Regions from separate parts of the Homo sapiens genome. Here region 2 is linked to region 1. Evidence: chromatin contacts called from ENCODE Hi-C or POLR2A ChIA-PET data. All regions are on one chromosome and are shown on one strand. The core of a region is the stretch at or near the end of the contact, and the rest is flanking DNA. Distances in the headings are between cores, read along the strand shown.

The links. Hi-C counts contacts between places; a loop is a spot of excess contacts on that map. ChIA-PET counts read pairs that join two places held with the same protein, here RNA polymerase II (POLR2A). Pooled maps may share reads with other maps.
Region 2: a pooled map shows a loop between it and region 1 (2.6-fold over the local background). The contact joins two enhancer-like sites. A Hi-C loop is called at or near these places in 4 of 50 pooled maps. POLR2A ChIA-PET finds 5 or more read pairs at or near these places in 2 of 52 experiments (Panc1 and WTC11).

What each region holds. Positions count from the first base shown.
Region 1 is chr17:57,670,646-57,674,963 of GRCh38, reverse strand. The region is part of intron 11 of MSI2 (musashi RNA binding protein 2); the gene reads right to left. Among named protein-coding and RNA genes, the nearest start is that of MSI2-AS1, 64 kb to the right of the region's middle. Within about 2 kb of position 2,568, at least 5 of the 41 ENCODE cell types and tissues checked have a DNase peak (open chromatin) inside an H3K27ac peak, as active enhancers do.
Region 2 is chr17:57,336,504-57,340,821 of GRCh38, reverse strand. The region is part of intron 5 of MSI2 (musashi RNA binding protein 2); the gene reads right to left. Among named protein-coding and RNA genes, the nearest start is that of MSI2, 82 kb to the right of the region's middle. RefSeq lists an enhancer at 2,038-2,187 and a silencer at 2,089-2,256. Within about 2 kb of position 2,106, at least 3 of the 41 ENCODE cell types and tissues checked have a DNase peak (open chromatin) inside an H3K27ac peak, as active enhancers do.

The DNA of each region.
Region 1 (4,318 bases), core at 1,319-3,818:
GAAGCGGGCGCGCCAAAATTCGGTTGAGCACTGTAGCTATTCAGGACTGGTGTGCAGAGAATAGAGCTGGGTATGAGGCCAGAAGCCAGGCATGCACCGGTCATTACAAGCCAAACACTTGAGAAAAACAGCTGAGGCCCAACTTCTAACACTCAACCAAGGCCATGCGAAAACATCAGCAGGGACTCAAGAATACTCAGCCCAGGCTACTACTAAGAAGCTTGGAGCTCCAAAAATATAGAGAATAAAAAAACAATCATTCAACACACTACGGCAACCAACCGGAGGTGCTTCACTGCCCACCAAATTATCACAATAGAAATAGAGATATATATGGAAGAGAGAGAGAGAGAGAGAGAGTTTTTTTTTCACATCTGAATTGATGCTCATGCAGTCTTCTAGATCTGGGCACGTTGAGACAGCATTCACATCCCATGCAAACTACAAAGGAACTAGTTTTAGACTACACATTGTGTTAATATTGATATTAAAACGTGACAGGAAACAAAGCAATTTGTGTCCAGGAAAAAAAAAATCTTTGCAGAGGGGATTTTTGATCTTTTTTTGTGTGTGTGTTTCACTTTTTCTTTTTGGTTTTTGGATCCATTAAATGACAAATTTGTTTTGTTTTTTTTTTTAAAAAAGACAAAAAAGATCTCCATTCTCCATCCCACCCCCACCACCCGCCCCTCCCCACTGGCTACTCCCTCCCTTCCCGCCCTTCCCATTCATAACACTGAATGAAAGTCATCAATACTGAACGTGGTCGGAGGATGGGATATGTTATGGAGAGTTTGGGCATCTTGACATAACAGTAATGATGGCGGCAGAGAGTTTCCTTTTGGGGTGGAGAGAAGGGGATGGAGGGAGGGATGGGGGGGAATGGTAAACCTGGAGGCTGGGGCCAGAGCTGGGGTGGAAGCCAATGGTTCTACAGGACACCCACACACTCACCTCCTGCAGGAGAAGGAAAGGGGGGATTTAAACTTTTTTTCCTTTTGTTTAAAAAAAAAAAAGACAAAGAAGTATGAATGCAGAACATACCGACTGAACCAATTCATAGCTAAACCATAGCTGACCAAAACACCTGCTTTCTCTTGGTTATCCTGCAATGTCAACTCCAGAGTGAGAACAGCAGGCTCAGGATGTACCTTTGCTACAGAGAGAGTGGACTTGACACGCACAAATCCAGAGAGTGGTGGGGTTGCAGATCGGGGGGCAGCGGAAGGTGACACTGCCTCGGCCCCCCCAATCCCATCATTCTGACCCTAATGAGGGCCGCAGCCTGTCAACCAGTTAACCAGGTTAATTTTGTCTCACCTTTATTTCTCCTTAGTAGTTTAAACTTTATTTTCTTTTCCAAAATGGAAAACAATATTTTTTTAATTGTTAAAGGAAGTTCTTACTGATTTTTAAGCCTCAAGGTGAGTCTGGGCTGGCTACCTTTGGGCTACGGCTAACCCGTCTTAAAGAACCAGACATTCTGAGAGTCACACTTTCACATCTTTGGCTCCAGAGGGCTGCTCCTTGCAACAATCACTTCTCCCTTCTGCCTCCCTTGGCTTCTCCCCCTCTGCCCTATGACCAGTTGCCTTCAATGGCAGAGGCAAAGAACATCGATGCAGGTGGGGTCACTCCTGGCTTTGGCCCCTCCCTTTCCCAGGGGCCTGTGATTTGAGGCCCTCAGTTCTGGTGGGCCTGGAAGAGCCAGAAGTGGATTGATTTTCACCCACTTGTCACAGGGATGGGAAGAGATTGATGAGGCACCCAAGGCACACTAGCAGGAGACTGAGACAGAGACACAAAGATACACGGGAGACCAAATCAAGCTGGGCCTGGCTCCTGACTCAGCAGAGAAAACAGAACTGAAGCCTCCAGATGCCCTTGGGGCGGGAAGCCCGAAGGTGAGCCCCTCTGAAGCTGTAGCTGAGAAATGAATAAACTGGCCAATGGAAAGAGCAGGTTAAAGAGAAAAGAAAAAAATAAATTATAGAGGCTTAGAGCAAGTGAACGGCTGATCTGGGAATGCGCTGGCAGAAAAAAGGGATGGAGATTTTTGAATATAGAAGATTCAACTTGCAGATAACACTTGGCCCTCTCACTCATGGAGGCAAATATGAAGCCGAGATATTCAAAAGGCGGTATTATCTTAGTCTAACACACTTTTTTTCTTCTGAGCTCAGGAAAACAGAAGAAGCTTGGACAGTGGACTCCTGGTTTTGTCCAGGCAGCTGAAACCCCTCCCTATACAAATAAACTAATTAGCCCGTTCCATTTTAGGCTAATAGGATGGGGTGGGCATGAGGAGGCGCAGTGGTAGACGGAAAGTTTTTTGGCTTCTTTCTTGTCTGGCCGGATGTGAACCCAGGAAGGTGTTGGGCAGGCCCACCTAACTAATGGGTGGGGAGAGGCAGGTTTAGGTTTCCGTTTCTTCCAGCAGGAGAGCCACCTAGAGACTAATCTAGCCAGCAGAAGCAGCCTCGGAGACAGGATGTAGCATGCCCACAGAAGGGTGCTGTTCAGAAATACCCCCTTCTGCAGGCTTAGATAGAAGACAAAAGGGCTGTTGGTATTATGCCCATCCTTGGCAACCGCTCCCATTCCTGTGTGTGGGGAGGCCTGTGGTTTCTGAGTCGGCCTGAAGGGAATTTCACAATAAGCAGCTCATCTTAGGTCTATATTACCCCTCCTTGCTCAGTCCTCCTCCATCAAATGACACTAAAATCACCGTGGAGAAGACACTGTATTAGAATGCAGCTTTCAAATCCCAAGTCCCGTTTTATTACGCACTTGCTCATCACGGTGCCGGAGCCTCAGCTCAAAGTCACCTTGCAGATGTCCCCCAGCCAGGGGTGAAAGACAGGGCTGCTGGGTCCCCACTAGAGGGCGCAGCCAGCAGGCAATAAGCACCCAGTTCTGGCTGGTCCCGCCTCTAGCTAGGCTTCTGGGCAGTGGAACCCGCACCCCTGAGGGCTGGGCGCATGGAAGAGAGGAGCCTCTATTTTCCACAGTCGACACTTCTCTCTGTCTGTCTCTGTGAGCAGAAGAACCAGGCTCCAGAAAGCATGTTAAAGTCCCCGAACGAGCCATCTGGAAACCCATGCATCTTTGAGAAGACTCATAAAAAGCAACGGCTCTGGCTGCTTAGGAGAGAATGGGGACTGCCACTCGGCACATAAACTTGTCAGTAGCTGTTCCTGCTGTCTGACAGTGGGAAGGCATTAGGGACAAAGCAATTTTCTTCTTTTGCAAACTCAGCGTAACTCCACAAACTGAACACTGGCTGGCTACGCAGGAAAGGGGGTCATTTGAGAACCCGTCTCCCTCTAAGAGGAGAGGTGGGGAGTGGGGTTGGGGGGTGGGGGAAGGCATGAAGCCAAATCTCTCACCTGAGGGTGCTTTCTGTGGAAGTCATTCTCCAGTCAATTCTCAGTGATCCTTCTAAGCGAACGGTGCCTTTCCCCAGGCACGGAGACTTATTTTGGGGGGCCAGAATTGGTCCCATATACCAGGATCAGCTTGGGAAGAGAGGATGGGACATGGCTCTTAGTGGGCAAGGGCACCTTGTCTACTGCTCAGCTAGGGTGTGCGTGTGAGGGGGCGGGGACAGGGAGCACACTTTGTTGAATAAATAAACAGTGCTGAGGTTTATAAATTGGATATTATGACTCCTGTCCCAGAAGAGGACAACGTCTTGCAAACGTCTTGGCATTTTTGCAGCAGGAGCTATGAGCATTAAGTGGCTTGGGACAAGCCCTGCTCTAGGATGGCAGTTTGGGGGCTCATTGCGGTGATCAGGTTCATTTCATCAGCAGCATCCATGGCAGGTTCCTCTTTGCCCCTCATCCTCACTCTCCAATATCCTCTGGGCTTTCCCAGTCAAGGTGGCACCCACAGAGAGGCAGCAATGATGTAAGGAAAGGGAGTACTGGACTCAGAGGCAGAAGACCTGACTGTGACCCCAGCTCTGCTCTTACAGTCAGGTGCCTTGGGCTAAGAAGCCACTCACAAGCCCAAGTCCTCATCTGTAGCAAGTGAGTGATGCTTTCCTTATTCAATCTGACTCATGGGACTGCTTCAAGAATGAAAAAGAGACAGAGCTCTGTAACTTGTCAAGTTTAAAACAAATACACCCTATTTCTGAAATAGTTATGTATGCAGAGGCCAATAAGGCAGGTACCACATGCAGATTTAGGAAAATCTGACATAGGAAAATGCAATTCACTTGCCATATGAATCAGGAGGTGATTGACAAAAAACCCAATTTATCCATTTGGTGCATTTAATCATCTTGGGCCTGAAGAAAGGACTCCTGGGA
Region 2 (4,318 bases), core at 857-3,356, 330 kb after region 1:
ATGTCTGGCACGCTGGAAATCGGCAGAGAGTGTACCTGCGTGGTCCCCATGGCCCAATCCCATGTCTACCCCAGAGTCAGAAGGTCAAGTACCCAATCTCTATCCCAATCAAGACTCAAGTGTCTACCTGACAACACTTCCCAGTGTCACACCACCCTCCCATCCCCCAGAACCACAGGCCATTGCTGGGGAGGCTTCTGCGGTAAAATGACTCAGCCACAATGATGGGGATCCTCTACATTTTCCCTTCCTTGTCCTGCCCTCTTTACAATCAAGGTTGCCAGGCAGAACATCAATGCCCCTCTATTTCTCATGCCCCACCCTTTGTTCCAGGGCAACAAAAGGAAGGAACTAATATTTGTTAGTGCCAGAGCTTGATCCATTATATTTCATCTCATTTCAGCCTCCAAAGAGCCCTGCAGTGTTGACACTGTACCTCCATTCTGCAGATGCAGAAGTGGAGGCTCTGGGAAATGAACCTTTGGCTGTACTGGCAAAAGGGTTAAGTACAGCACAAGGGTTAAGGCAGTGCAGTGTAGTGGCTGGGAGGAGGTGCGTCTGGAGGCCGACTCCTTGGGTTTGCACAATGGCCCATCACTTACTAGCTCCATGGATCTGAGCCTCTTTGAAGCCTAGTAAGGTAAGAATAATACCTTTCTCAGAGGGCTACTGTGAGGACTAAATGAGACATCATGGAGTTAAGGTAAGCCAACCTAGGGCAAATGGTCAAGAAATGTTAGTCAGTATCACTCAAGGTCAACAAGCTAGGAAGGGCTGGAACCCACACTTGAGCCCAGGTGGGCTGAATTCCAACACCTCTGCTGCCCAGTTTTGGGCAGGCTCACAACTTTATAGCAGTCAGTTCCATTCCCGGTCACTGATGAGCTTCTGAGGGACCGCCACACTGGAGGCCAGGGACCTTGGGGAATCCATCTCAGCTGGGAAAATGGTTTTCCAGGAGGCCATGGCCCAGAATACACCCTAAGCACAGACCATGGGAAGCTGGAAAAGTTTCTGGGAGTCAGGAGACCCAAAGGTCCTCAACTGGTGATGGAGACTCACGGGTGGAGACACAGAAGCAGCCCTACCAATGACTGATCACAGGAAGGCAACAGTTCACCCACTGCAAACGTGCATGAGCATCTTTCCTTGGAGAGAAAATGTCCCAAAGAATGAAAAATGGATATACTGTCATCATGGCAGGGTGTGAAACGAAAGGCTGAGAAGTTAGAAACACCAGGAGCATGGCAAACGGGACTCAACCCCTTGCACACAGACCATCATCCACGACAGCAGGGCAAGTCCGTGCCACAGGGAGGGGGCCCGAGGGAGGGAGGAGCAGCCCAAACCAACGCTGCCAGTTCTTCAACCAGAAGAGAAAGCATCACGCAAGTGGAGGCAGGAGCTGAAGGATGGTCAGTGCAGATCAAACAGAAGACAATGGAAATGGCTTTGACTTTCTTAAGCGTGCATGCAAGAATGAAACACTTGGAAACCGAGTTGGCTTTTAAGACAATCCTGAATCAATCCGTGAGACGATGATCTAAATATGCCGACCCCCTGGAGGCTGCCCAAACGCGAAGCCACCACTCACCCTCTGCTCAGTGAAACCGGGTGGTGCCTCGCGGGCTGCTTGCCTTTCCCAGGAGCTCCTGTGTGATGGACAGTTCTAAGGAATACCCTATAATCTGCATTTATGCCATTTGTCTCTTTGATACAAAAAATACAGATATTTGCGTCATTTATTTTAACGTCCGTGATTTTCTTTTGAAAGCCACAAAGAGAAAGAAAAGTCTGATCCCCTCTCCCCCACCACTTCTTTAGATGCCTGAAAACTTAAGCCTGGCACCCCTGACAAGCCAAATTGATCTGGAAAGCCTCTTCAGAGAGGCCAGTTGCATTAAAAGAACAAATAAAGGACTCTCCTTGCAAAGGAGACAAGGAAGACAAAGGGGAACTCAGGGGTGGGGCCCTTCCCCATCTCGGCAGCCCCTGTAGGTGAAGACAGGGAGGCAGGGCAGTCCCTGCGTGAGCTGCTCATGCCACATTATCTGCTTTGTGGTAGAACTCAAACCACAGCCTTGAATAAAAAGCCATAGCAGGGACCAAAATGAGGAAGAGAGGTTTTCAGCACCAACAAGATGGAGAGGCTGACAGGCAGGCACAGCTCCCCGGGTCAGTGAATTAACACCAGCCCGCTCCTCCAGGCAGAGACCCGGCTACGAGTTATGCAGCCTTCAGGGTCCCCAAGCAACTGGGATGCAACAAGTCTGCGTGGGGCCTGCCAAGCTCCTTATTCTTTATTTATGGTCTCATGGACAGAGACCGCAGAGATTATGGTCTCAGGCAGAGACTGCAGTGAGCCTAGATCGTGCCATTGCACGCCAGCCTTGGGCGACAGAGCAAGACTGTCTCAAAAAATAAAATAAAACAGGCCAGTGCAGTGGTTCATGCCTGTAATCCCAGCACTTCGGGGGGCCAAGGTGGGTGGGTTATTTGAGGTCAGGAGTTCGGGACCAGCCTGGCCAACATGGTGAAACCCCATCTCTACTAAAAATACAGAAATTTAGCTGGGCATAGTGGCGCACACCTGTAATCCCAGCTACTCAGGAGGCTGAGGAGGAGGATTTCCTAAACCCAGGAGGTGGAGGTTGTAGTGAGCCGAGATCACGCCACTGCATTCCAACCTGGGCGACAGAGAGAGACTCTGTCTCAAAAATAAATAAAAAACAAAATAAAACCCATACAAATCTCGTCCTTGGCGGTAAGGTATATTTAAAACGTATCTGTATTTTACATTGAGATGAGAGAACGTTACACACCAATTAAAAATCATGTTTTTACAACCATCTAGTAACACGTGAAAATTATTACTAAGTACTAGTAAATGCAAAAGCACATACACATGCACACAACACAGCGTGATTCTAATTCTGGGTTCTTTTCCAATTCTGTTTTTAAATACGTATGCACACAAAAATGATAATATACCAAAACATTCATTTATTTGCACTTTTCTATATGTTTTGAATCTTCTGTAAGGAGCATGCATTCATTTTCTAATTAAAAAATAAATATGAACAACCTTTCCTTCTGAAAAGCAAGCAGCCGCTGTTTTGGCTTGGCAAAAGACCAATTCATGATGTGAAGAAGGAGCCCCCAGCCCGAGTCACCGTCCAGCTAAGGACTCGACCGTGGTGCCAAGAGCAGCGCTTGTTGCCAAGGTGGTAAACACGACAGGGACAGCCGCCAGGGATTCTCACTGCCCCTGAGACCCAGGCTAGCCAGCGACACAGAGACAACAGCCTTCCCAGAGGAGAGAGCCCAGCCTCTGAGACACCCAGCCGTGAAGGCTAGAGGCCGAGAAAGTGGAGAGAAAATGAGTCTCAGAGACAATCAGATGGTTTTAAAGCTGTGAGTATTCGCATGGACCACACCAATGCCATCAGACAGTGGAAGTAAAATGTAATGACCCCAAAGGGGTTCCTGGGGTCAATCCTAGATTGCAGCATTTGAGAAACATGGGCCACTCTGTGGGGCCGTGGAAAAGAAAACAAGGGTTTTCTTGTCAGGCTGATCAGGGTCAGGGCCCTAGTCTAATACTGGCTTCTGTAAGTTGGGAAGAAGGTAATCAACTTCCTTGAGCTTCAGTTTCCTCATCTGGAAACCTGGGTTAAAATCCCAAGCCTAGAAGAGAATTTTAAGAGCCAAAAGAAATGGTGGTGCCCAAGCTCTGGAGGAGACAATGACAACACTGTGCAGACACAGGTAGCCTCTGGAGGGCCCCACATGGAGAGTGGCCGAGACCTCCAGCAAACAACCCTGCAAGGGATCCCGGAAGGCGAAGCTCCTGCTTGGCCATGTCTTCAGATGACTGCAGCCCAGAACAGCTGCTTAACTTCAACCACATGAGAGACCCTGAGTGGAACCACCCAGCTAATAAGCCCACTCCAGATTCCTGACCCTCAGACACCGTGAGATGATAAACGTTTGCTATTTTAAGTTGCTAAATTCTGGGGTAATTTGTTACGCGGCAGTAGGCAAATAACACACATTTTAGTTCCTCGCACGCAAGAGCTCAATATATAATGCCTATAATATTTCTTTAATTACTGTATGTTATAACAACCATAAGATGCAACACCAATTAATAACACCTTTTTCAAGAATGAAATGCCATCATATTAAATATGTACATTATTTAAATGCATTCAGATTTCACAAGCATTATGAACAAGAAATAAGTCTCAGAATGAAGGAAAGGCAGGTTACCTGTATATATTTCCTGATTGAGTAATGCAGTTTTGGTTTAAAGACC